2 separate regions of the Homo sapiens genome follow, and region 2 is linked to region 1. A link is a loop called in an ENCODE intact Hi-C map of the cell type or tissue named here. Cell type or tissue: PC-9. All regions are shown on one strand. Each heading gives the region's core, and the rest is flanking DNA. Links, peaks and the distances in the headings are about the cores only.

Region 1 (9,136 bases), core at 4,099-6,598:
AAGGCACAGGCTATAGGTTACAAAAATTAATGAATTTGATTACCTCAAAATTCCAATATGTATAACAAAGAACTCCATGTACACATATAATAGACTGCTGACATATTAAGAAATGTTTCTGGAATGTCCAAAACTGACAAGGAATTGCCATCTACAAAACATAATAAACTCCTGAAAATTAACAAGAGAAAAAAGAACTCCAAAGTAAAATACTCCTTAGGCCAGATGTGGTGGTTCACGCCTGTATCCCAGCATTTTGGGAGGCTAAGGTGGGTTCATCACTTGAGCTCAGGAGTTCGAGACCAGCCTGGACAACATGGCGAATCTCCAACTCCACAAAAAGTTAGCCTAGCTACTCGGGAAGCTGGGGTGGGAGGATGGCTTGAGCCCAGGGATGGGGAGGGGGGTTGGAGGTTGCAGTGAGCTGAGATGGAGCCACTGCACTCCAGCCTGGGTGACAGAATGAGACTCTGTCTCAAAAAATAATAATAAAATATCCATTAAACTAGAAATATGAGTAAGAGTGAGAAATGCCACACAGAGGTGGGGACCCCCTTTTCTCCCTTAGTGCTGTATTCCTCTACACTGCTGCATGTCCATGTGTCTAGGGTGGGAGAGGAGACTGCGGCCAGCTGGAGAGATGTGGCACCACTTATACAGTTAAGCACACGCAACATCAAGGACCCAGACGCTCTGCTCCTGGTGTCTGTGCCAGGGAAGTCCTCACGACAGCCCGTAACACAACCAGTACAAGGATGCCCATGTCAAGTGTTATTTGTGGAAAGGGGTTGCGGACAGCCTGGGTGTCCATCACTGGGGGGGAGGATGAGGAAAATCTGGGGCCATGCTACATGCAGGAGCTGTCAGAAACAATAGACTGGATACACACACAGCAGCATGAGCTGGACACACCAACACACAGAAGTGTGGAGGAACACAGCACTAAGGGAGAAAAGGAAGAAGCCAAATCAGTTCTACTATACAAATTTAAACTATCACACATAAAATAACAATGCATACTTTGCAAGAACACATGACAGCAAAAAACACACTGATGAGATGAAACTGTCAGCTATGCAGATGGAGGTGGTGGATGGGAATGGAGAAAGAAGATGAAAGGAAATAAAATATTAATAAATAAATAAAACAAGAGCCTTGCAAAGAGGATAATAAGAGCCATGCCAAGAAATGAGACGTGTAATTAACCCAAGCGTTTGCCCCTGAGGTCTAAAGTGACATTCCTAAGTCAAGTTTATACAGAATGCCTAGACATTCGTGCTGAGGGCAACAAGTAACAGATGAGTGCCTCTGAGCCTGATGGGCCTGGGTCCACATCTCAGCGTTACCACTGACAGCCGCTTCTCCTCCCTCCAGACTCAGTGTCCTTCTCTGTATGAGGACTGAATGGCTGTGTAGGTGCTAAGGCCCACAAAGCCCTCTAAATGTCCTGAGCAGTTCACGTAAGGGCACAGGGCTGAGGGATAGATGCCGTGAAGGACGGCACCTGCACACTCCAACCGGAGCAAGAGCTCACTGAGGGTCATCGGCTGCGTTGCCTTAGCAGGCACGGCAAGTTACCAAGCTTTCCTAAGTTTTCATTCCTTTTCTGTAAAACAGGGAAAACAGCTTCCATCACAACCTGTTACTGTTCTGCTCTGAGGCACTGAGAGGAATGAGAACTGGTGTCTACCAGAAGCACATAGCAAACATCATACTCAATGGGGGAACATTAGACACATCCCCCACTGAATTATTAAATATTACAAAAATAATGCCCACGGGCCATGCTACTATATAGCATTGTCCTGGAGATACTAGCAAATGCAGTAAAACAAGAAAAAAGGAGGCCGGCTCAGAAATAATACCACACATCTACAACCATCTGATCTTTGACAAACCTGACAAAAACAAGAAATGGGAAAACGATTCCCTATTTAATAAACGGTGCTGGGAAAACTGGCTAGCCATATGTAGAAAGCTGAAACTGGATCCCTTCCTTACACCTTACACAAAAATTAATTCAAGATGGATTAAAGACTTAAATGTTAGACCTAAAACCATAAAAACCCTAGAAGAAAACCTAGGCAATACCATTCAGGACATAGGCATGGGCAAGGACTTCATGTCTAAAACACCAAAAGCAAGGGTAACAAAAGCCAAAATTGACAAATGGGATCTAATTAAACTAAAGAGCTTCTGCACAGCAAAAGAAACTACCATCAGAGTGAACAGGGAACCTACAGAATGGGAGAAAATTTTTGCAATCTACCCATCTGACAAAGGGCTAATATCCAGAATCTACAAAGAACTTAAATTTACAAGAAAAAATCAAACAACCCCATCAAAAAGTGGGCGAAGGATATGAACAGACACTTCTCAAAAGAAGACATTTATGCAGCCAACAGACACATGAAAAAATGCTCATCATCACTGGCCATCAGAGAAATGCAAATCAAAACCACAATGAAATACCATCTCACACCAGTCAGAATGGTGATCATTAAAAAGTCAGGAAACAACAGGTGCTGGAGAGGATGTGGAGAAATAGGAACGCTTTTACACTGTTGGTGGGACTGTAAACTAGTTCAACCATTGTGGAAGACAGTATGGCGATTGCTCAGGGATCTAGAACTAGAAATACCATTTGACCCAGCCATCCCATTACTGGGTATATACCCAAAGGATTATAAATCATGCTGCTATAAAGACACATGCACACGTATATTTACTGCAGCACTATTCACAATAGCAAAGACTTGGAACCAACCCAAACGTCCATCAATGATAGACTGGATTAAGAAAATGTGGCACATATACACCAGGGACTACTATGCAGCCATAAAAAAGGATGAGTTCATGTCCTTTGTAGGGACATGGATGAAGCTGGAAACCATCATTCTGAGCAAATTATTGCAAGGACAGAAAACCAACACTGCATGTTCTCACTCATAGGTGGGAATTGAACAATGAGCACACTTGGACACAGGATGGGGAACATCACACACTGGGGCCTGTCGTGGGGTGGGGGGAGGGGGGAAGGATAGCATTAGGAGAAATACCTAATGTAAATGACAAGTTAACAGGTGCAGCACACCAACATGGCACATGTATACATATGTAACAAACCTGCACATTATGCACATGTACCCTAGAACTTAAAGTATAATTAAAAAAAAAAAAACTTAAAAAAAAAGAAAGAAAAAAGGAGGCCAGGCGTAGTGGCTCACACCTGTAATCCCAGCACTTTGAGAGGCTGAGGAATGCGGATCACGAGGTCAGGAGTTCAAGACCAGCCTAGCCAACATAATGAAACCTCGTCTCTGCTAAAAATACAAAAAAATTAGCCAGGCTTGGTGGCGCGCACCTGTAATCCCAGCTACTTGGGAGGCTGAGGGACAAAAATTGCTTGAACCCAGGAGGCGGAGGTTGCAGTGAGCCAAGATCGCACCACTGCACTCCAGCCTGGGCGACAGAGCAAGACTCGTCTTGGGGAAAAAAAAAAAGAAAGAAAGAAAGAAAAAAGGGCCAAAGAAATAATAGAAAGAAGAAACAACAGTCGTTATTGGCAGATGTTATGGTTTCATCTTCCTAGACAATCCAAGAGACTCAAAACTCACAAAGTATTAGAATTAATACAATTAACAATAATGACTATAATACAATAGCCAAAAACAAAAACAACACACTCAAATTAGTGGCTTTCCTATACCCCCATAACAATTAAATAGAAAAGTTAATAGGAAAAAATTCCCATTCAAAAGAGAAACAAACCTAGAAATAAATCTACAGTGAACATGCTTGATTCACATGAAGACGAAAATTTGATTGTCTAATGGGTATAACATACACTTTATTCAAAATACATACCATGTATCTAATATGTACCTTAAAGATGTCAATTCTCCTCTACTTACTCTACAACTTCAATGCGATTCCAACCAAAGCAAAGTGTAACTGTCACAGAATTTGTCGTGTTAATTCTAAAATTCATCCAAAAAACGAAATGCTTAAGAATACCCGAGAACATTTCTGAAAAATAAGAACAGAGAAGGTAGACTTTCTCTAACGGTATCAGAATACACTTCAAAGTTCTAATAATTAAAACAAGAAGACAAGGCGCTCAATGGAAGAGAAAAGACTTCAGAAACAGACCTATGTGCATACGGGAATTGAATATATGATGAAGGTGGCATTCAAACTTTGCAGGGAAAGAATTTATGATGCTGGGACCCACATCACACCATACACGAAAGTAACTTCCAAATCTATAAAGGCAGGATTAGAATAAAATTTACAGAGATAATTTTAGAAAAAAGAGAATCTTCTTCAGAAATAAAATCCATAGCCTGTAATCCCAGAACTCTGGGAGGCTGAAGCAGGAGGATCACTTGAGGCCAGTAGTTTGAGACCAGCCTGAGAAACATAGTGTGACTGTCTCTTAAAAAGAAAAAATTTAACCAGGCATGGTGGTACATGCCTGCATTTCCAGCTATTCAGGAGCCTGAGGGGAAGGGATTGCTTGAGCCCAGGAGATGGAGGCTTCAGTGAGCCATGCTTGTGCCACTGCACTTCAACTTGGGTGACAAAGACCTTGTCTCAAAGAAACAAATAAATAACCCTCTCACAGCAGTCAGCACTGTGAGAGCCTCTTGTGGATGAGTTTACTTTCTCAGTCCTCTGTTTCCTCCTTTGCAATGTCAGCTCCCAGAGGGTAGGGTCTCTTATCTATCTTCCTCATAGCCATATCTCAGCCCCCTGGCACATGGTGGGTGTTCAATGAGTATTTGCTGAATGAATCTAGGAGACCCTGGGCAACTGAGAGGTGCTGTGTCGGAGGCCGGGATCAGTGCTCACCATCTGAATGGAACATGGCTCAGACATGTCTGTCCCAGGACTCAGGAGCACAAGGTGCCAGGCAGAGTCCTGCCTCCACCTCCCAGGATGCCAGAGTCCTGACTTCAGTCTCTGTGGTCACTGAGAGTGACGCCACCATTCAATGTCTCGTCCCCTCTTGTTACACTCTGGGCATGTGGGAGACTCTCCTTATTTGAATACTTCTGGTGACAGGAGGCAACTCTGCCCAGGCGGCTTATCCTCTCTTCTGCACAGCTCAGACTCACAACATTCTTCTACAGGACCGAATCCTTCCTCCCTAAACCTCTTCCAAGATTGCCTTACAGAGATTATGGTCCCTGGCTCTTAGCCAGATGACATCAGTGGGATGCCCAATGAGGATAACAGTAACAGCTGAAATATAGCAGCGCTAGCAACCAGCCAGGCAGGGTCCCAGCACAGGAACCTCACAGTTACTAAGAGTGAGAACTGTCAGCATTCCTATTTCACAGATGAGCTGGGGAGTTAGAAATCCCAAGCAGAGTGACTACCCTTAACAAAAATGCACGGTAGTCAGGTGATGGACACCCTCAACACCCTGATGTGATCACTGTGAATCACATACACGTCACAATTTCACATGTACCTGCCCCATAAATGTGTACAAATGGCCAGGTGCAGTGGCTCACGCCTGTAATCCCAGCACTTTGGGAGGCCGAGGTGGGCGGATCACCTGAGGTCAGGAGTTTGAGACCAACCTGGCCAACATGGCGAAAACCCATCTCTACTAAAAGTACAAAAATTAGCTGGGCATGGTGGTGGGCACCTGTAATCCCAGCTACTTGGGAGGCTGAGGCAGGAGAATCACTTGAACCCGTGAGGCGGAGGTTGCAGTGAGCCAAGATGGCGCCACTGCACTCCAGCCTGGGTGACAAGAGCAAGACTCCGTCTCAAAAAAAAAAAAAAAAGTGTACAAAATTAAAAAAGAAGTCGCAAGCTTCAATTTCCCCTCTTACTCTCCCTTCTCCAGGCCTGAGCGTCCCCATGTCTGTTGCACAGGTGACCTAATGCAGCCGATCCTGAAGGTCGTCTCTGGGACTCTAACCATCACCAGCTCGAGAGGTGGCTCTGCTTTCGTGGGTGTTGAATGGCGCTCTCTGCCTGCTCCTCCTTGATCAGGTGCCAGGATTCCCCCCATTCTCTCCTGGCCACCTTCCTTCTCAAACAAAGCTCAGGAGCTGTGACCCTTATGCTGGGAGGGCCACCCAGTTGCAGCAGGAGGGGAAATTGTGCAGGTGCCATGAGTAGCATTGCCAGGTGCCATCCAAAATGTGGGAGGCAGAGCCAGGCAAAGCCCAGCACGATGAGTGAGTACCCTCATCTCATGTCCAGAGGCCCCCGCCCTCCACCCTGATTCTCCAAGGCTCCGCCCAGCAGTCACCTCCTCTCCTCTAGGTCTCCTTCTGAGACCACCTCTCACAGGTCCCCAGCCCCTGCCTGGCGCTCTCTCTCTCTCTCTATCGCTCTCTCTCTCTCTCGCTCTCTCTCTCTCTCTCTCTCTCTCTCTGTCGTGTTTTTTAACTTCCTGAGCACCAGACTTTTGGAGTCTCAACCCTGGGGCTTCTTCTCTTCTCCAACACACGCTGGCCTGGCTGATCTCATCTCTAAGCTTCCAATGCCACCTTCCTCTTGCCCCCGCCCCCCATGTCACATGCACATGCCCACAGCTGGCCAAGAAACCACCCCAGATGTCTCCCTGGCACTTCCCCAGCTGGAATTTGCTCAGCTCCGGATTTTCCCAAGCCACCCCCTCCCTGGGTCTTCCTGTGTCAACAAAGGCCCTACCATCCTCAGGACGCTCCCAGGCCAATCCCTCATCCCCCGCCTCCCTCCAGTCTATCACTCACAGGGCCACCTCCAAAGGCATCTCAGTCCACCAGCCACCTCCTCCTCCACCACCCCCTCCTGCCCTCCTTGCTTCCACTTCTGTCACCCTCCAGCCCATCACCCACAGGGCTATAGAATGACTGTCCACAAATACAAATCAGATTGGATCACTCCTGCGCCTATGACCCCCCGTGGTCTCCACTTTCCTTACAAAGTCCTACACGGTGGGGTCCTGCCCACTTCCCCTCCTGACCTCCTTTCTCTAACTCACTCTCCCACTCACTCTCTCTACTCAGGAGCTCCTCAGACTCAGTCCTGCCCCAAGGCCTTGGCATTTGCCATGCTGCCTGCCTGGAATCTTCCACCTCTCCCTGTGCCATCTGCTGCCCCCACTCTCTATGGGACAGGCTCCTTCTCTTTCTGGGGGTCTCTCCTCCTCAGAGAGGGTCTCCCTAACTTCCATATCTAAACTAACTCCTACTCAACCCTCATCACATCATCTTACCTGGTCGTCCTCACAATGCCCTGGCCTTCCACATCCCTGAGTCATCTTGGGGAGCCTTGGGGCTCCACAGATCCCACAGAAAAGCCACTGCCCCACAGGATAAAGTGCCTCTCTCTGGAGTGAGACTCAGGGCCTTCACAGCACAGCCCAGACTCAGCTCCCAGCCACATACACCTTCTCTTGTTCTACGCCTTTGCACACGCTGTTCCATGCTAGGATGCCCTTCTTCTACCTTGGCCAACTGGCGAGTATCCAACTACCCATCCCTCATGAGCCAGTCCAAATGTGACTCCCTGCCTGTCTGTGCGTCCAGCAGGCTCTGTCTAGCACCCAGGAAAAGCAGCTCCCTCCTCTGACTTCACTCATGTCCTTCGACCATGATGTCCCTGTCGGGTGGCAGGCTGTCCCAATCACCAGATTGGGAGGGTCTCATGGGCCAAGAATCAGCCTAATCATTTCAGGGTCTCCAGTGCCCAGCACACAGCACAGACCAGGTCCCTGGTAAAATCTGGGGCTGGGTGAAATACTTCAGGCTCTTGGTGTATATCATCTCATGTAAAGCTCACATCAACAACAAGAGGTCGGTGGGATGATCTCCCTGCCCCAGAGGCGTAAAAAGAGGTTCTAAGAGTTTAAGAGAGGGAGCCCAGGGGCACAGCCTTAGGGAAATGACAAGGAAGAATGCAAATCCTTACTGGCCACCTCCCCTTACACCACTTCTATGTAGCAGATGCTACCAGGGTCACAAGATGAGCACAGGCATGTCCTTCCACCACTGGAAGCACAGGTGTGTGGTTGGGCTACCACTCACTGGCTGGGGCACTTGGGCGAGTCACTCGGCTTCTGAGCCTCCATTTCCTTGCTTGTAAAATGGGCAAGTAACTCTCCCCACCCAAATTTCACAAGTGGGAACGTAAGACTCATTGCATGGCAAATAGCTGGTACTCAGTAAACACAGCCTCCTGTCTCCTGGCACATAAAAGACGCTTGGTGACTACTTTCCAAGTTAATTAACAAAGGGGCAGACAAATCCATGGAAGGATTAGCAACCATCCCTTCAGCAGTAGAAGCTGGTGCAGCCTTCAGCCACGCCTACCCTGCCTCCTCTTTCCTCTGGCTTTTCGAGAATTCTCCATTTCTGTCCACTTTGCTGCTTTGCAGGAGCTCAGGCCGAGGGGGAGCAATGCCTTCCCCACCTGCCGGTTCTCAGCAGCACTGTGGAAAGAGAGACGCAGGTGCTCTCCCACTCTGACAGCCCAGCCTCAACTCAGAGATTCTCTCTGGCCTCCTGGGGTTGGCAGTGACATGGCCCAGCAACATCCCAGCTTCAGAACACACTGCCACGGTTGACTTCACAGCATCAGGGCTCCGGGCCTGGCAGCAGGGTGAGCACAACCCTTGCCCAGCAGGAACCCTGCTGTTCCCACGCCAAGTGGCACAGAGCAGGTCCACTCTGGAAAACCACTCACTGTCCCCTGGTAAAGCAGAAGGCGCCACACCCACGACCCTGAGTATTCTGGTGGTCTCCAGGTGGTTTCCAAGTGCCCACAAATGAGAGAAAGGGTCCATAGGCTGCAGTGTGACCACATGATGCCAGCCACCTCACTGCCACCACGTGCAATAACCCACAAGGAGCACACCAACACTGCACCAGGGAAAGAGGCAGGTCACAGGGGAATACTGCACACAGCCTTTCATGTGAGACTCAACAACAGAGAAGAATGAAGCAAGATTGTTCGGGGGTAAAATTATAAGGAAAAGGAGGGAACTCTTGCTGACTGCCATCAGGACGGTGGTAACTGGAGTGGGGTGTCAGGGGCGACCCTATGGTTTCTGTCCTGCTGCCCATGTGGACACTTCCTGAACTGCTCTCCTCCCAAACAAAGACAGTACTGAAAAAGGTAGTATGAT
Region 2 (9,136 bases), core at 2,833-5,332, 93 kb after region 1:
AAATGTATGTACACCTCACATTTATTTCAATGTTTAATATTAGAGGTGCTTCGTATTAGAGAAGTTTGATGTTGTTTTTGTGACCAAAAATACGCTGTAGGAACTGAACTCTTGTTTATATCAATTAGCCTATGGTAAAATTGGTTTTGTTATAGCTGGTGTGTTAGTCCGTTCTCCAGCTGCTATAAAGAAATACCTGAGACTGGATAATTTATAAAGGAAGGAGGGTTAATTGGCTCAGGGTTTGGCAGCTCTACAGGAAGCATAGTGCCTGCATCTGCTCCGCTCCTGAGGAGGCCTCAGGAAACTTACAATCGTGGCGGAAGGCAAAGAGGGAGCCCACAGGTCACATGGCCAGAGCAGGAGCAAGGGACAGAGGAGGGAGGTACCACACACTTTTAAATGACCACATCTCATGACAACTCACTCACTGTCATGAGGACAGTACCAAGAGGATGATACTAAACCTTTCATAAGAAAACCACCCCCATGATCCAATCACCTCCCACCAGGCCTCACCTCCAACATTGGGGATTATGTGAAATTACAGTTCAACATGAGATTTGGAAGGGGACACAGATCCAAACTTTTTTTTTTTTTTTGAGATGGAATCCCAATCAATCTGTCGCCCAGGCTAGAGTGCAGTGGCACAATCTCAGCTCACTAAAACCTCCAGCTCCCCAGTTCAGGCGATTCTCCTGCCTCAGCCTCCCCAGTAGCTGGGATTACAGGTACATACCACCATGCCTGGCTAATTTTTGTATTTTTAGTAGAGACGGGATTTCACCATGTTGGCCAGGCTGGTCTTGAATTCCTGACCTCAGGTGACCCGTCCACAGCCTCCCAAAGTGCTGGGATTACAAGTGTGAACCACTGGCCTGGCCTGATTCAAACGATTTCATGTGGTTTCACTTAAAGTCAGTTTCCAAGAACCTATCAAGGACTTAAATGTGGACTTACTGTACTGCTTTGCAGGGTAAATAAAGGTGGAGGCGTTGATTACAGTAATGTTGGCAACCCCTGCCCCTCAGTGATACAAGAGCTGAGGCTGATTAGGTGCAGTTCTGATGCTTAAATGGGTTCATTCGTTCTCACAACCACTCTGTGAGGCCGGTGCTAGTGTGAACCCCATTTGACGGATGGGAAAACTGAGGCACGAGGAGCTGTCACCTGTCCAAGGTCACATGGAGGGTAGAGGCAGCAGTGGGACTTGAATCTGCTGCCCTGGCTCCCAGAGTGTGCATGCACTGGGCACGCTACCTCTTTCTTTCAGAAGACCACCGTCAGCTGGGCGCGGTGGCTCACGCTTGTAATCCCAGCACTTTGGGAGGCCGAGGCGGGCGGATCACCTGAAGTCAGGAGTTCGAGACCAGCCTGGCCAACATGGTGAAATCCCGTCTCTACTAAAAATACAAAAATAGCCTGGCGTGGTGGCAGGTGCCTATAATCCCAGCTACTTGGGCAGGCTGAGGCAGGAGAATCACTTGACCCTGGGAGGCAGAGGCTGCAGTGAGCTGAGATCATGCCACTCCGCTGCACTCCATCCTGGGTGACAGAGTGAGACTCTGTCTCAAAAAAAAAAAAAAAAGAAAAGAAAAGAAAAGAAAAGAACGTCACTGTCTCAGGACCAGCAGGGGTGACCTGCGAATTCTGGATGTGAGGGGGACCCAGACTGGTGCTTTACCTGCCTAGCCTCCTTGACCCTCAAGCCACCCTAGGGAAGGAAGGGATTATCATCGCTATTTACAGAGGAGGAAACTGAGGCACAAAGCGTGAAGTGATTTGCCCACAGCCACTGAGAGCCTAGATTCAAACACAGATCCAAGTCCAGGCCTGAATTTTCCCTGTATGGGACCACCCTCGCCGAGGGAAGATGGGTGTCTTCCCACAGTTTAGAGATGGTGACCTGCCCAGCCCCATTCCCCAGGGCCAAGAGCAGGGAGGTGCAGCAGGCTTCAGGGAGGCTACCCAGCATCCCAGGCGCCAGGCCTGATGATATGTGTCCCCAGGTCCTTTCAGCTGAACGGACCCTGCGAACTCTCCAGCCAGGAGCCTGGAGCCATGGGAGGGTTGAGGGAGGGCTCAGGCCCAGCCCCAGGCAGGTGCACGCGAGGGCTGGGTAAGCCTTGGCCTGGGGCCCTGCCTAAAAGGGCTGCCCCGCAGCTCACTGGGAGGCCCTAAACCAGAGATGGAAACAGGACTTTGCCCTGTTGCTGAGTCAAAGAGGTGATGAGAACAGAAGAGGGTAAAGAAGCCCCTGGCCAGTGTCACATGTATTATGCACCTGCTGTATGCCAGCCTCATTCCCACTGTTTACCAGAGTCCTCTATAGAGGAGGCAATGAGGCTCAGCCCGGGGCCACAGCGCAGGTATACAGCAGAGGCAGGACTGAAACCCTGGCTGGGCAACTACAGAGCTGCATTCTTTCTCTGGAGGCCACTCTCCACCCTGAGCTGAGGTCACCCTGAGCTGAGGTCCTGGCTTTTACCCGCCCTGTCCACAGTGCCTCAGCCCTAATAAAATCAGGGAGTTCAGAGGTCAACACCCGGGGTGGTGGTGAAGACTGGCCACTCTGCCACTCCACCGTGTGTGGCCATGGGCGAGGGCCTGCAGGCCCCTCTAAGCCTTGGTGTTCCAGCCTGGACAATGGAGCTCCAGGACCCTGCACAGGGAGGCTGCTGTGAGGATAAACAAGGACCAGGCACGCAGAGAGTGGCATGGGCCTCGCCGTGCACGGGCCTCTGCAATCCTCTCACACATGTGGCCTGGCACATGGCACATGCTCACCACAGCCACCCCCCGCAAGGAGGCTACCAGGTGAGGAGGGGAGGAGGCCGGGGTTCTGGTTTGCTTGCCAGGGGGTGCCAGGCTCCTTCAAGCCCTCCCTGGGCCTCACCTTCCCCATCCACAAATCGACAACGCTGACAGCCAGCACTGAGCCAGGGTGAGCAGGCCTCCTCAAAGGATACCTCCCTTCTCGTCCACCCCCACACACCCTGTCCAGCTGCAGTGCCGAGGCTGGGCCTCTGCAGGTGGAACAGGCAGGTGGAACAGGTACTCTCCAGGGCCCTAGCCCCAGCTGCACACGCCAATCCATGATGCATTTCTCAGCTGCCTGCTGTTTTATGACTATTTTTTAATTCACTTTGTACTTTGAAAGTTCAAGCTGAAAGCCAATGGCCCTTTAGAAAGCCCAGTGTATGTTTTCCAGCTGAACAGCATTTCCAGGGTAGGATGTGGGAGCACCCGTCTCTGCGGGCCCCAGCCTGAGTAGACAGCAATGTACCCACAGGTGCCACACTTCCCTCCACCAGGCCCTGCCACCACCGCTGAGGGGCCGTGGGACTGCCTTTCCCATCCGGGTCTCTGTCTCATCTGGACAACAAGGGTGCTGAGGCCTGCCTCTCCCGGGGTTGCTGGTAAGACTATGAGCTGGGGAAGGGCGTGGAAGTCCAGGCAGTGTGCAAGATGCCATGCTCACCAAGACACTGTTTGCCAGAGGGCCTGGCCATGGGGAAAGGGCACTAGTGTTGGAGTCGGATGGATGTGGGTGCATTCCCTGGCTTTGCCATTGCCCAACTCTGCAGTCTTCGGCAAGCCATTTCACCTCTCTGAGTTTGTTTCCCATCAGTAACATGGTGGTGGTGATGATGGTGATGATGAGTGCCGACAGCCACAATCAAGCATGCTTAATTGAGTGTTTACTCTTGCTTTAAGCCCTTCACAAACATTCACTCATTTAATTCTCCAACACCTAGGAGGTAGGTGCTATCATCCCCATTTTGCAGATGAGTAAACTAAGGCACACAGCTATCGAGGGGAGGAGGCAGGACTCAGAGCCAGGCCGGAGGGACTGGAGCCCACGCGTCCGCTCCCTGGGCCTCCCTAGCAATCACGTGACGGCGTCACTTCCAGAGTGGTGCAGAGCCTCACGCGTTGGCCCTGGGCCTGAGCAAGGTGTCCCCAGCCAGTGCTGGCTAAGCTGAATGAAACCAACTCAAGGGCAGGCTGCCCTGGAGGAGTTCCTGGCCCTAAACCCCAAATGTTTGGCTGAGCAGCCAGGGAGGCATCATAAAAGTCTTCCTTTAGGTCTGCCCAGGAGTCCCGCTAGGCAGGGAGGGGCCCCGTGCCAGCAACCGCCTTTGTTTATGCCTGAGGCAGCAGAGTGGGGATGGTCATGCCTGCCTCTGCCCCCGCCCCCGCTGGGGCCCTATTAGCCTAGCCTGGAGGGGTGGGTTCCGGGCAGGGGCCAGGTTACAGCCGGGCACTGCTGCTTCCTGCTGGAACCTCCCTGCGTCTGTCCCGTAGAGAACAGAGCTGTGTCTCCCAAGATGAAATCCCTCTCCCCAAGCCTCAGCTGGCTCACTGGCCAGGCATGGTGCAAGGTCATGCCTCCCAAGGTCTCCCCAGATCATGAGTCTGATGGCCAGTCGTCCTCAGCCTGTCCCTGCTCTTATCCAGGGCTGCCAGCAGCCACTGGGGCGTCAGGGCTGCTGTGCCACCTCTCAGCCACTTCATGAAGCTGACCTGCTCCACTGGGATTGATGTAACTTGTGGTGTAATTTACATACAGCAAAATGCACAGATCCTGCAAACAGGTCCAAACACTTCATCTGGCCTCAGTTCTTCCGCCTGACCTACAGGACATTCCTCCCCCTCACCCTGACAGTTACTGGGAGCAGCAGAAAGCCACCCAGTGTCCTGAGTGCCTTCCAGGTACTGAGGCTCTTATTCCCAGGACAACCTCTTCCACGAGCATCTTTAAGGAAGAAACAGCTCACAGGTTCTGGAGCTGGGGCCTGGGCTCCAGTCCTCACTCCTCCACTTAGGGGCTGCGGTGCTCAGCAAATAACTAACCCCTTTCCTGCCTCTGCTTCTACATCTGTGAAGTAGGCATGGAAACAGTTCTCACCTCAGAGTGCCATGAAGTTCCATATGCAGTTCCCAGCTAGAGTCTGGATAGGGCCTGGCCCTTAGTACCACCTGGTCAGCATCAGCCTTTATCAGTCTCCTCCCACCCAGCACAGGGCCAATCGGGACCCCTGCCTGCTACCCCATGTCCTTTTCCCTGACACCCTGTCTGAACCTCAAGGGGCCACCCTGCCCCCCATCCAGGCTGTGCCACTGATACTGGGGATGCTCTGGTCACTCTGCCCGGCCAAGGCTCTGCCTTTCCCCCTGCCTGGATACCCCACCCCAGCCCAGCCTCATCTCGGGGCAGCCCATCCCCATAAGCGCTCCAAAAGCACCCCAGGCCTGGAAGACACCCCATCCACCCACTGCCCTGCCAGGGCCCCCTCCCACTGTGCAGCAGAGCCACCATCACAGCCCAGCTGTGCCTGCCCACCCATTCCCAGGCTGTCCCAGACCCCAGCCCAGTGACCTTATCACCCTGGGATCCTAGACCCTTCTCTGTCCAGAGTAACCCCCCACCCCCACCCCACCCCCCTGCCAAGTGTGAGGCAGCTGAGAACTTTTACTTTGGGATCTGGCAGAGCTGGATTCAAGCCTGGCTCTACCACTGTTGAGATCTGCTGGGAGGTGTGGCCTGGGGCAAATTTCTCACCCCTGCCAAGCCTCAGTTTCCTCATCTGTGAAATGGGAATCATTACCAACTCCACAGGACTCAGAAGATGAAATAACACACTAGCATTTATTGAGCAGCTACCCATGTCAGGCCTTGCGCTACAAGAACTTTCCATTTTCATTTCCTTTCACCCCTAGGAGGTAGGGATTCTTTGCCTCCAGCACACACAGCAGCCTGGGCCAATCAAGCCTCTAGGATTCTCTAGGAACAGAAGCTCAACAGTGACAAACCATGTCTGTGGCTGAGCCCCAGAAGTCGCTGGCCTGTGTTGGGTGTGAATGGATGTTAGGTGCCTCGAGTCAGCGACAGAGACCAACGGCAAGGGTAGGGATCTCAGAGTGCATTGTTAGAGCCTCGGGGTCTGGTCCAGGAGGCCAGCATTGTTGACATTTTGTGATCTTGGAACCCTTCTCCCTGCAGCAGAGGGAGCATTAGGGAGGCCGGGAGACAGTGGGAGCACCCCCTCACTGTAATGAACACAAGTCCCGTAGGGGGCTGATGGAGCAGGGCCACCTCAATGGACCCACTTTCCCTCCCCAGCCCCTGATTTGATCAGGGCCACAGCTGCCGGCTAGCAGGGGTGGATGCTCCCCCGCCCACTTCCTGGAGGTCCCTGAATGTCCCCATGAGTAGGGCTGAGGAACAGGCCAGAGGTCTGGCCCACCTGGGGCCCCTGGGCATGGAGAAGGATTGGGGCCCAGGCACTTTGGTGAGGCCAGTGGAGGCCACAGTCCCACCCAGGGCCCTGCCCCGGCTACCTATGTTCATAATCCCCAGGCCAGGATAGAGATCCTCGCTGCCCTCTCTCCAGGAACCCCTGCCCCGCCTCACCAGTGTCTGGGTCCCTCCCTGGGCCTGGGTTCCTGCAGGACCTGGCTTGGGCACCACCCTGCATCCCTGATTTCCACCTGTGAGCCTGGCCTGCCCACGTCCCCCACCCTTCTTCTGCCCTCTCCCCACCTGGGTCAGCGGCCCCCTGGAGGCGACAGGGCTGAGGCCCGTCCTTGCGCTAAGAATTCCTCCCCCCAAAACCTGCCCCTTGCACTGAACAGGCAAGACTACTGCTAAGGCAGTGATCTGGGCGCCGCAGGCCTTCCCCACCTTCACCCCCACAGAAGGGCCTGGGAAGGCAGGTCCAGACCTTGCTTTATTGAGGGGGAACTCCAGATGAGGGAACCCACCTGTACCCCTTCCTGACCGCCCCTCACATCCAGGCCCAGGGTTCCCACCTGCTGCCTGGGAACCAGGCCCACCTGGAGACCTAGCTCCAGCACCTCCTGGGCCATCCACACCAGTGCCTATAGCTCTTCAGCTCTGGGGCAAAGAGGGCAGCAAATCCCATGACCAAGGGGAGGGAGGGAGGCCCAGTTAGGATGCAGGCCTAGTCAGGATGGAGGTGGAAGCTTCCTCACTCCGACCTGGGTCTGCCGTTCTCAAAACCAGAACACCCCAAGCCCAGGGCCCTCGCTGTGCCTGGGACCTAGCCTGTCCTCTCCAATTCTCAGTTAACTGCCTGCCTCCCTGGACCTATGGGCTGGTGACTTCGTGTGGGTCCCCCTGGGACACAGGCTCTGCCTTCTGCCCCCACCCATAGAGGCCTCAAGCCCTTCTGGCTTCCAGCAGGGAAAAGTAGAGGAAGGGCCAGCTCCAGGCCCCAGCCAGGGATGGCCCTGCCCCTCCATGCTCACTGAAGGCTGCCTCCACCACCCCATGAGGTTAGAAAACAAAAAGCACTAAGGGGCGGATAGGCAGGGCCACGTGACAGGCAGGGCAGCAAGGGTCAGGGCACTGCAGGGGGAAGCAGCGGTGTGTCTGAGTTCTGTGCGGAGACGCTGGGTGACTCAGGCCCAATGAGCCCCAGGCCAAACAGATTAAGTATGGAGTCAGCAATGATGCGGGCTGTGCGCTTCTGGTACCCGCCTGAGGTCACCATAAGGATGGGCACCCGGCGGCCACGGACCATCCGGAACACCAGCTCATCCCGCTTCACGATGCCCTGTTAGGGGAAGAGGAGGGTGACTCAGGCAGGCCAGACCCCCATGGTGTCAGGAAGTCCTGCTGCAGGGCTAGCCCTGCTCCAAACTGCTGTTGCTTCAGTCCATCTCCTCCCTGACATGAGGCCGCCCACCTTTCCTGCTGCTGCTGAGTCCATAGAGCAGACCCTCCCGTGGCCCCAAGGGTCAGGACGTACCGCTGGGCTGATGGACAGCCCCCCAAGGCGGTCCCCCTCGAGGATGTCGGTGCCTGCATTGTATACCACCACGTCGGGCAGGTGCTCCTGGAGGGATTTCTTGATGTTCCTCTCCACCTTATCCAGGTACTCATCATCCTCTGTGCCCCACTCCAGCTCCACCTTCCGCCTGATGGCCTCTGGGAGAGAGACATGGATGGCCTCAATTTATAGAGAAGGGAAACTGAGGCTCAGGACAAGACTGTGGACACCAGGCAAGACTGGAAACTGGTCTGTCAGATTCAGCACTGCTCAGCCTCATTCCACCCAAAACTAAGGTGAAAAGAGCACCAAGAGCTGCAAAAAGGGGGACTCAAAGGAGAGAAGGGGCACTGAAGCTGAGACACTGCCCTGGGGGTGTGGAGATCTGTGTCGGCAATGTCAGATTTCACTGCCTCCTCTGGGTCTTGCCTACACACATGGACACCCTGCCCTGCCCTTAAGCCCAGGCTCAGCACATGTGAGGTTCTGTTCAGAAATTGGTTCCTTGGGCCATACTAGCTGCTGACTTATCCACACCAGACTCATCGTGACTGGTGCAAAAATGTCCCCTACCTGCAAAGGTGGCAGCCCTGTTTTTAAATCTCATCTGAGAGTCTCTGCCTTTTGATTGATGAGTTTAATGCATTTTCATTTTAACGATTATACATGAATTTCTTTCTTTCTTTCGAGATGGAGTTTCGCTCTTGTTGCCCAAGCTGGAGTGCAATGGCGCGATCTCGGCTTACCGAAACCTCCGCCTCCCAGGTTCAAGCAATTCTCCTGTCTCAGCCTCCCGAGTAGCTGGGATTACAGGCATGCGCCACCACATCCAGCTAATTTTGTATTTTTAGTAGAGATGGGGTTTCTCCATGTTGGTCAGGCTGGTCTCAAACTCCCGACCTCAGGTGATCCGCCCACTTCAGCCTCCCAAAGTGCTGGGATTACAGGCGTGAGCCACCGCGCCCAGCCTATGTGAATTTATTTCTTATTTCGTATTTTCAAATTTATCCTATTTTTCTTTTTTTTCTTTCATTCTTTCCTGTTTTTTGCCAGACAAATGCATGTTTATTGTAAGGGTTATGTGATCTTGGGTGGGTCGAGTGACTTCTCCAGGTCTCGGTTTCCTCATCTGTAAAATGGAAAGGATCACCTCACAGGGATGCTATGAACCACTGCAGTGGCTTCTGCAGGGCCTAGCAGACAGGAGACACTCAGGAGAGAGCCTCATCCACAAGGACACACCCAAGATGAGGGTAGGGGCAGCAGCTTACGCTTGGCAAAGCGGTCCCCTGGGTAGATGTGGCGGTTGTAGACATCCATGATGTACACACGCTTGT

The links. Hi-C counts contacts between places; a loop is a spot of excess contacts. Peaks named below come from ENCODE experiments on the same cell type or tissue, not always from the same donor. Only the 100,000 strongest peaks of a DNase experiment are listed, where the experiment ranks them.
Region 2: a loop joins it to region 1, with 5 times the contacts of the local background. A loop is called at or near these places in 1 of 110 quality-filtered maps.

Annotation. Positions count from the first base shown.
Region 1 is chr3:13,597,282-13,606,417 of GRCh38, reverse strand. All of the region lies in intron 2 of FBLN2 (fibulin 2), which reads right to left. Among named protein-coding and RNA genes, the nearest start is that of SNORA93, 17 kb to the left of the region's middle. RefSeq lists an enhancer at 8,045-8,545. In PC-9, for the core only: no CTCF peak of the experiment used is centred there; a DNase peak (open chromatin) is centred at 5,387; H3K27ac peaks cover 1,493 bases.
Region 2 is chr3:13,502,915-13,512,050 of GRCh38, reverse strand. HDAC11 (histone deacetylase 11) reads right to left here. Exons shown (of 10, transcript NM_024827.4): 8 at 9,071-9,136; 9 at 7,779-7,957; 10 at 5,635-7,583. The coding sequence ends at 7,368. Among named protein-coding and RNA genes, the nearest start is that of HDAC11, 27 kb to the right of the region's middle. In PC-9, for the core only: no CTCF peak of the experiment used is centred there; DNase peaks (open chromatin) are centred at 4,160 and 4,390; H3K27ac peaks cover 1,304 bases.